2 separate regions of the Homo sapiens genome follow, and region 1 is linked to region 2. Evidence: chromatin contacts called from ENCODE Hi-C or POLR2A ChIA-PET data. All regions are on one chromosome and are shown on one strand. Each heading gives the region's core, a stretch centred on a gene start or an enhancer-like site at or near the end of the contact. The rest is flanking DNA. Distances are from core to core; before and after follow the strand shown. Region 1 overlaps DDX10 (DEAD-box helicase 10). Region 2 overlaps DDX10 (DEAD-box helicase 10).

What was found. Hi-C counts contacts between places; a loop is a spot of excess contacts on that map. ChIA-PET counts read pairs that join two places held with the same protein, here RNA polymerase II (POLR2A). Pooled maps may share reads with other maps.
Region 1: a loop to region 2 is called in a map of endothelial cell of umbilical vein, with 2.4 times the contacts of the local background. The contact joins two enhancer-like sites. A Hi-C loop is called at or near these places in 4 of 168 maps with a recorded cell type or tissue (HepG2, IMR-90, PC-3 and 1 more) and 1 of 50 pooled maps. POLR2A ChIA-PET finds 5 or more read pairs at or near these places in 5 of 52 experiments (AG04450, BJ, GM12878 and 2 more).

The regions. Positions count from the first base shown.
Region 1 is chr11:108,926,491-108,931,394 of GRCh38, forward strand. The region is part of intron 17 of DDX10 (DEAD-box helicase 10); the gene reads left to right. Among named protein-coding and RNA genes, the nearest start is that of DDX10, 260 kb to the left of the region's middle. Within about 2 kb of position 2,906, at least 5 of the 41 ENCODE cell types and tissues checked have a DNase peak (open chromatin) inside an H3K27ac peak, as active enhancers do; they include endothelial cell of umbilical vein, where a contact is called at or near this core.
Region 2 is chr11:108,867,832-108,872,825 of GRCh38, forward strand. All of the region lies in intron 16 of DDX10 (DEAD-box helicase 10), which reads left to right. Among named protein-coding and RNA genes, the nearest start is that of DDX10, 210 kb to the left of the region's middle. Within about 2 kb of position 2,725, at least 2 of the 41 ENCODE cell types and tissues checked have a DNase peak (open chromatin) inside an H3K27ac peak, as active enhancers do; they include endothelial cell of umbilical vein, where a contact is called at or near this core.

The DNA of each region.
Region 1 (4,904 bases), core at 1,656-4,155, 59 kb after region 2:
AGAGGACCAGTTTTTTCCTCTCCTTTTGCAGTTATGTTTATAATGAACTCTGAGCCCATCAATCTTTTCTTAGATGAAATTGTTTTTACAAATTTGTTTTTAATACTGAGCAGCTAGAAAAGAGACATTAAGGACATGATACATTTTCACTACCGATTCTACATGTGGTAGCCTTTGCTGACAGGAGAAAGCTGAGCACATTTTATGGAATGTACTGCAGTAATTAATCTTCATTAGGACTGTTGCATGGCCTCGTAAATTAAAATTTATGGTAAGGGGAAAAGTCTCTGGCACAACATATTTGAATACCAAAGTGCCAGTACTTTAGGATGGGTATAAAGGTTTCTGAGAATGTTTCAGATGATCACAAGCTCATGTATTAGGTTTAAATTATTTAGGAAAAAATCCAAGCTACATTTATGATATGAATGCAAGAAGGAGAGTTTTATACAAATAGGTGCCCAAAACTGGGCTCTCAGGCGCTAAATTCTTGTCTCTCACAGTAGCTTTCCACAGCCAGTTTAGCAGCATGTTGTAAAAGGACACCTCAGGGTTTCTGTTTAAGGGCATATTCACTGTTCTCCACCTCCAGACACCCACCCTTAGCTTCCTTGCAGCTTTATCAGTCTTTGGTTCACCTGATTTCTTAACTTAGCATTCCAAAGGAAAGAAGAAAAAGCAAGAGATTGAAAAGCTGCTCAGACAGTCTAATAAAGGGAGTGTGCTTTCTTCCAGCAGCCCCTTGTCCTTGCTTTTGTGAAATTTCTGAATAGGCTGTACAGTGATGTCAATCCCCTATTTTGTAATTTAACACATACAAACTTGCACACCCCTAATTGTACATGAAGAAATGCAGCTGCCACAGAAGTTATGAGCTCTGAAATGAGGCATATGCCACTTTCTGGCCGCACAGTCTCTTGTTCAGAGTCAGGCTTACAGAATCCCCCATAATTTCAGTTGCCGTTTTATAACTTAATTATTGGAACTGTCTGCCCCAGCATCCTTGGAAGTTTAGTGCTCACTCCACTAGATTGTGTTTCTATAAGGCACTGCATCCAGCAGGAGAGAAGTTAACAGATTTTCCCAGAAGATGTTTTTCTTCTATGTTGCCTTGGGCCACAGCCATATCAGACAGCACTTGGAACTTTTTTTTTTTTTTCTTTTTCTGATGGAGTCTCCCTCTGTTGCCCAGGCTGGAGTGCAGTGGCGTGATCTCAGCTCACTGCAACCTCTGTCTCCCAGGTTGAAGCAATTCTCCTGCCTCAGCCTCCCGAGTAGCTGGGACTACAGGCGTGCGCCACCATGCCTGGCTAATTTTTTTGTATTTTTAGTAGAGAAGGGGTTTCACCATGTTAGCCAGGCCGGTATTGAACTCTTGACCTCAGGCAACTGCCTGCCTTGGCCTCCCAAAGTGCAGGGATTATAGGCGTGAGCCACCGTGCCCAGCTGGAACATCTTGAAGTTTGGTTTAGTGGTTCTGATTATTGTGTCCTCGCAGCCCAGGAAGTGTGGTTTCTAGGTTACAAAGGACATTCTGACTTGTTTTGTTTGGATTTAATTCACACATCATTTAAAGTATGCTGTTTACCAGTGAGAGGTCTTCCTATTCATGGCAGGTACCAATGATTACCTTCCTCTTCTGTGATAATATGTTATTTGCCCCACTCTTTCCCACACTTGTAAGTTTATTGGCTAAAGTGTCCTAAAAGCCAGAAAGGGAATTAAAAATTCAAGTGGAATAAGCCCTAGGAGTTCTCGCTACATGGAATAATATATCAGTGAATCAGTCTCTCTCCTTATGCCTTTCTCTATCAATACATAGAAATTTAAACTATGCCTGATCCTGGCAGGGTGTTCTCAGAAGCATCTGTTTTACAAAAATAGTTGCTCTAGCAGGTGTGAGATATGAATTACATGAGGTTCTGTGAACCGAGAGACTGAATGCCTTGCCCACATGCACCACTGCTTGTAGTTTTGGAATATTGATCTACACGCTGTATTATTATCAACTTTGCAACAGGGAAAGTAGTTTTGTGAAATTAAGACTGTTAGAACAAAGGCAGGCTACTTGGCTTTGTGGGGAAAACTGTGGGTTTGGGGATTTGACAGACCTGAGTTTGAATCTTTCTTTTACAAGTTATGGACCTTTGACAAGTTACTTAATCTCTGTGACCCAGCTTTCTTCATCAGTCAAAGGAAGATAATTTTTACCTTGCAAAGTTACTGTGAAGATCTAACGAGGGTAAAAAGAAAGTGAAATATGACATTGAATAGGGTCATTAATGTGCAGTAATTATTTTAATTACTAAAAGCAAAACTGGTAGGAGTTTGTAAATGAGTATATACATTGATAGGAATAAAACTTAATGTCCTCTAGGATAGCTACTTTTCCTTGTTTTCCTCATTGAAGTCATTCATTAAGTCCCCAGGTAGCACTAGGCCCTATATTCAAAACAGTTTGCAAAAATATCTTACAGCCTGGTTGAAATTAATGATGTAGTGACAGTAATGTCATGTAACATAGCCTATTCAAAATATGGATGGAGAGTCCACGTTACCAAATTGGAGTGTAGGAATGCCCTTACCTGTCTGTTTTCCTTTGACAGTCACATAATTTAGGCATTTGATAAACTGCTAGTTTACCATGTGACTGGCAGAGAGCAATAAAGAAGAGATACTGGACCCCAGCCCCTCATAGAGCGTACGCTCCAGCAAGAGAGACAGACCATAAGGAAGTAAACAAAAAGCAGACAAGAGGTGGTGACAGGGCCTTGAAAACAATAACTGATGAGAGAGGAATTGGGAGAGTTCACTTTAGCCAAGATGGTTAAGAAGAACCCTCTCTGAGGCAAGACCTGAAGAATTATTGCAAGCCACCTCTGGGAGGAAGGAATGATTCATCCTAGTGTTCTAAGCATGGTTTGCGTAGACAATTATTATTTAAATATTTACCCTAATAGCATCATCATGACTGTACAATTCTGTGTATTCCTGTTAGGAGATTCCTTGGCTGCTTTTCACCTCATCATCATTCTACCCATGTGTCTATCCTGATTGTGATACTGACTTCATAGAAGGTGATGAGTATAGGAAACAGTTGCTAGTCTAGTCCATACAGTGGCAACTCATTAGAAAGGAGTGAGCCAGCATTGAAATTCTCATAAGAACAGAAAAGTGGAATTGAGATGGTCTGAGTACTCTAAATGAGGATGGGAAAGGTAAGTCAGGTGATGTATTAAGGGGCATGTAGTTCTTTGGGGATAAAAAAAGAAAAATCTAATGTGTTTTTATGCTCAATTTAATTAAGTTATAATGTATTGGGGGTATACTAACTCTTTTAAACTATACATCTTTTTATTGACTTTCTGCCTAGGAATTTTAGTTTTTACAGTAAACATGGAGTGAAAAATATAGTTTTCATATTTCTCTTCACTACCTCTCCAATTTCCCCTATTAGTAACATCTTGCATTAGTGTGGTAAATTTGTTACAATTGATGAACTAATATTGATACATTATTATTAACTAATGTCTGTAGTTCAAATTAGAGTTCACTTTCGGCATTGTATATCTTATGGGTTTTGACAAATGTATAATGTCATGTGTCCATCATTATAGTATCACACAGAATAGCTCATTGCCCTCAAAATCCCTTGTGCTCCACCTATCTATCCTTCTCTTTCCGAATCCCTTGCAACCACTGGTCTTTTTATTGTATTCACAGTTTTGCCTTTTCTGGAATGCCATATGGGTGGAATCATATATGCAGCCTTTTCAGATTGGCTTCTTTCACTTAGCAATATATTTTTAAGGTTCCGCTATATCTTTTTGTGGCTTGATAGCTCATTTCTTTTTATCACTGAATAATATTCCATTGTATGGATGTATCACAGTTTGTTCATCTATTGAAAGACATCTTGGCTGCTTCCAAGTTTTGGCAATTATGAATAAAGCTGCTATAAATATTCATGAGCAGGATTTTGTGTGGTAATAAGTTTTCAGCTCCTTTGGGTAAATATCAAAGGGCATGACAGCTAGATCACATGGTAGGGAGTATATTTAGTTTTATAAGAAACTGCTAAACTCTCTTCCGAAGTGGCTGTAGCATTTTGCATTCTTACCAGCAATAAACGAGAGTTCTTTTTGCTCCACAGCCCCACCAGCATCTTGTATTGTCAGTATTTTGAAATTTAACCATTTCATAATAATTTCTGTAGTTTAAAGAAAGCTGTTTTTAACGTTTAAAATACAGTAGACTGTGATAATAATATGCTTTGTCTTTTCAGATTTTGGTTATATGCTGGATTAAGTACTATTCTGCCAAACATGAAATTCTAGCTCAGCATAGCCCTTCCTTATGAACAGGGCTGCCCTTTGAGGAACTGTCTTCTCAGCCTCTCAAAGTGAAGGTTCTTACCTGAGATAAGGCTAATAATAATATACTTAATTTTAATAAAAACGTCAAAGACTATTGTTGCTTGCTGAGGACCTTAACCTAACAGGGACCCAGAACCTCTCTTCCCTCCAACAACATTTGTCCCAGACCCCTACCCCATTCAGTATCCCTTCCTGAGTGTCCCAGCTCCCCAGGAGTTCTCTCATGAGCCATGATAGCACCCTGTACTCCAGCCTGGGCTGAGCAAGACCGTATCTCAGGGGGTCGGGGGACATCTCAAGTTAAAAGACTTTCACCTTACATGGTAAAGACCAATATAATCCAGTTAACATCAACAGAAAAGTAAGATCATGCCCACCATGGGGAGTTGGAGAAGCTATAGTTAACATTTATAATGCATTTACCATGCATATATCACTTATTTAATCTCTCCATGAGGTAGATATTAGTCACATTTACAAACATAAAAATTGGCACCCTGTGACGTTCAGCAGTTTTCCCAAGTTTTA
Region 2 (4,994 bases), core at 1,475-3,974:
CACAGAGCCCCCAGAAATCTCTCTGGACCCAGAGGGCACTACTTTATTATAACACTGATAGTTATAATGCTTTTCCTCAGACATCAAGGAAATAATAACTTATAATCTGTCTTCAGGCAGCCCTCCATATATGGTCTGACTTAAAGATCTCTTTCATTTGAATGGTAGCTTGAGGAAACTCCTAGTTTTCTAGATATTGTAGCTTTGCATATACTGAACCAGGTTCATTTTTCTTTTGCCTGCAGTTCTTAAGACTACTGACTATATTTCTTTACCTTGTCATAGAGGTTTGCAGTTAGGAAGAAGGGGCAGAAAAAAATTTTGGGGGGCCTCATGTCATTTAATACCTAATAACAAAGGACTTTCATAGCAGCATTGTGAAATACTGTTTGTGTTATCTCCATTTTTCAGATGAGGAAAGGAGACTCAAAGTTTAGGTAGAAGGGCATTCTGGGTGCAAGGAACATTATCAGTATGGCTGGATGATTGAAGACCATGAAGGTATGGCTGTGGAAGAGTGAGGAGTTCAGTGTAGGGATTTCTACTTTTTTTTTTTTTGGCCTACACTTTAGAGTAAGAAATACATTTTCCATCCCTTCCCGCTAACATGTACATACAACATTAAAAGAAAAATTTCACAAAATGATAACTTACCTTATTATTTGCCACATGCTCAGAATTTTCCATTTCATTCTATTTTCTTTTTATAAAATGATGGTCACAATCCACTGATGGCTTCATGATACACTGAGTTGATACTCTAATGAGTTTGATGGCACTGGTCTAATGTTAGTTGAAAGTGGATTATTTTATGGAGAGGCAAAGCTAAAGGGGTATGTTGTGGTTATATTCCAAATGTTTTCCTATGCCAATGTTCTCTGATATGGGCAACAAAAGTCCTTGAATTTGTGTCGGTTGCTAACATAACTATGTCTTTGTGGCAGTGCTGTAATATGACAATAATACCCTATCAGAGCTCCCTAGCAGTTTGTGAATAACTTTCACGTATGTTATTTAATTCATTACCCATAATAACCTTGAGATGAAGGTAAGAGGAGCTTTCTATTGAGTTTATACAGATGAAAAAACTGAGGGTTAAAGAGGTAAATCCCCTAGCCACAATTAAGAATTAAGCTTTTTTTTTTTTTTTTCCTGACTGCTTGACAGTGAGTAGGAGAAAAAGCTAAGGTAAACTCTCCTTTTTGAAAGTCTGGGCAGGAAATAATGATAAGGATGGACATGGAAGCGGGAGAAGTTAGATGAAGAATTAAAGGAAAACCCAAATAATGGCTTGATGAATTTACTTGTATATTAAAAGCCATGCACACAATTCTAAACTCTGGTTCTTTCATTTTTAAACCCGTTGTTTTTTTTTTTGTTTGTTTGTTTGTTTTAGTTATCTTGTAAAATTCCAGCCCATTTACCTGGCAAGGCCAGGGCATAAGATTGCCATTATGCTCTGTCATGGCTTATGCTCGTTTTCATCACTCATCTTCTCTTTGAAAGGAGCTGAATTGAGAAAGCATTTTTCATTGTTTAACGTTGAAATCTAAAAATACTGATATTTGAACTTCAGAAACATATTTGAAATAAGACATGTCAGCAGGTCTTTTGTCAATTGTGAATTGTTACAGATGTGACTGAGTCTTCCATTTTGATGCAGATTATTCTGCATTTTTATTGATAAGCTTTCATTAACATTTTATTTTGGGGGAATTTCTTACCCTTCTAAAATTCATTAAATGCATAAGTCTTGCTGTAAATTTCAGTCTGAGCAGACTGTGGATTATTCATGTTTACAAGTAAACTTCAAAATCTTTTTTTTGACAAGCAAAGTTTGATATGTTCAAACTTTTATGAGTCAGTATATCGATACTGACTCAAAATAATGCTTTCTGCAATGTGTTCATTTTTTAAGATTTTAACTGAAATTTTGGCAGTAGAGATTTTTACTTTCATTATAGAAAATTATGGTAAAATGTGGATATGAATTAGGAGAAGGCTGAAATGGAAGAACTTCATTCTTTCACTTGCTCAGGAGAAACCCTAGAGATAGCCTTCACTTCTTTCATTCTTATACTCCACCACAATTTATTAGTAAATCCTATTTGACTTTATCTTAAAAGTAGATGAGAAAATTTGGTGAAGTCCATATAACATCTGGAGTTTAGTTAATAGTAATATACCAGTGTTGGTTTCTTGGTTGGGAGAAATGGACTATAAAATTACAATAGGAGAAATCTGCGTAAGGGGTATATGGGAATTCTGTACTATCTTTGAAAGTTTCTTGTAAATCTACAGTTATTTAAAAATAAAAACTTTATTAAAAATAGATCCAGAGTTTAACCACTTTTTAACACTCCTGCTATCCCTATCATCCAAGTCACCATAATCTGTAACATGAATTACTAATTGTAACAGTCTTCTAACTAGTCTGCTAGTCTTCTTTCTCTTATCCTCCCACTCTTCTATCCCCAGTTTATTCTGAATTATAGTGGCCAGAATGAGCCTTTAAAAGTAAGTCGCATATTATAATTCTGTTCAGACCCCCATCCTTTAAGAGTTTCCCTGTCTACTTTGTCACAAAAGCTACAAAGTTCACATGTGATCTAGCTTCCAGCTCCTTCTCTGGTCTTATTTCCCACTGTTCTGTCACTAACTCTCTTAACTTTAGACTGTCTAATTACTCCTCAAATGCACTAAGCAGATTCTGGCCTTCGCTCTTGGTATCACCACATAGCTATGTGATTTGTTTCCTTACTGTCTCCAGATTTCTGCTAAAACATAACTTTACTAGAGAAGCATTCACTGATTTCCTGATGCAAAATAGCAACCTCCTCTTATCCTGTATTCTCTTACCTTGATATATTTTTCTCCATAGTACTTCTCTCTACCAGGCAATATATAAATACATACTAGTTTGTTGTTGCTTGTTTTTACTGTCACTAGAATGGGAAACTCAGAACAGGGACTTTGTTCTGTTCACTGCTGAATCACCAGTGCCTAGACCGATACGAACAAACAGTAGGTACTGAGTATTTATCGAGTGAAAGAAGCAGTAACTCTTTAATACAGTTTCTTGTTTTCACTGTGACACTTCCAAAATAGTGTCAAAATTGAAGAATTATAGCATATTGTTTATTGAAAGGCATAATAACTCTAGGGATGTTTCAGAATCCTTTCAGAGGCAGAACAGTAAAACAAAATAAAGAGGGGGAGGGCTAGAAAGCAATGTTACTGGACCCAGATAGATATTAGCACACATGGACAATCTCTAATTATACACTTTGTGTCCAAGTTCATATGTAAACTGGAGCATTTTTTTTTTCTCCATAGAAAAGATGTTCTATACTGTGGTTGATTTCCATTATCACTTAGGCTGCCCATGTACCATACAAGCATGACACTTAGGTGAGTGAAAGGGGTTGCAGTGACTAATTGTACCAAAACAACTGTCCTGGGCAAACCCAGGTATGATCACTTTAATTATAACTCAAAGATGCCTTCAGCTTCTATGGGAAAGGGCATCCTGCCCTCTGCTGGGGGCTTGGAACTCTGGAACACATAAGCTCCTGCTGGTAGAAAAATCTGAATTATAATGTAATGCCTCATTGCATTTGATTCATCCCCTTTTCTTTCCAGCATACTCTACTGGTCACCCTAGCAGTGAGAAAAGAAAGAAATATCTTTTCCTTCCACTGCTCTAGAATTAAAAACAAATTTCAGCTCTGCTTCCTTTGTACCCATCCATTTGCCCACACCCCAACTCCATCCTCCTCCTTACCAGTCCCACGAATTTAAGAAATTGAGCTTTGGGCTGGGCGCGTTGGCTCACGCCTCAATCCCAGCACTTTGGCAGGCCGAGGTGGGTGTATCACCTGAGGTAGGGGGTTCTGAGACCAGCCTGACCAACATGGAGAAACCCCATCTCTACTAAAAATACAAAACTAGCCGGGAGTGGTGTCACATGCCTGTAATGCCAGATACTCGGGAGGCTGAGGCAGGAGAATCGCTTGAACCGTGGAGGTGGAGGTTGTGGTGAGCCAAGTTCATGCCATTGCACTCCAGCCTGGGCCACAAGAGCGAAATTCTGCCTCAAAAAAAAAAAATTAAGCTTTGATAGGGTGAATGCCTCCACCTTGTTTATGTATAAAGGAGTTTCAGTGAGTTACAAAGAAATTTAAGTTAACAAATGATTGCATTGCTAGTAGCAATTTACAAAAATGACATTCATTGCGACATTCTGAATTTGCCTTATGAGTTAACTATCTTGCAGTAATCTTGATTCTTACTTTTGTTCTGTATGTTTTTAAACTCATCTTCTCAGTTGTTTCTGTGGATACCAAACAATGGTACAATATTATATCAAGATAAATCACAAATACATAGAAGAGATTGATGACTAATTGTATTCAAAGTCAATTTTACATAATTAATTTTCCATTAAGTCGTTATTTGCATTGAATATCCTTTAAGATCATTGTGTTCTATCTTCCTGTCTATAAAACAAGCATTTTCTTTACTATGTTTGGCTATTTCAGAGAAAAGCAAATTGATACAAGCATAAAATACTTAAGAAAACAGCCCTCATTCCCTTGAAATTAGCACTTATGTAAGTTTGTGTAGGGGGGTGGAAGGATGCGGGTGTAGTTTATAAAAAGTATTTTAAGTTCCACAAAATCAGGGATACTTTGAGATAATATTCTCCCCAGGTTTAGACAGCTTTGGTTTGCAAAACAAACTTGTTTTAACAGCAAAAATAGGAGTCCATTTTGGTTCAGTGTGCTAGCTTCTCAACTGACTTTTATTATTTCTGGCACTAGTATCATTTGTTTCTTTTAGAAGAGTTTGTAAGTGAATTGTGGCACCCAGTGGGATGTGTGTTTGTGTTTGAATTTGTGAAAATATTTGATAATATTTCTCTATAGCAGTGTTTTTTGGTGCAGATACAAATATGTTTTCTTAAAAATATGGATGCTAATTTCCGTTCCCCC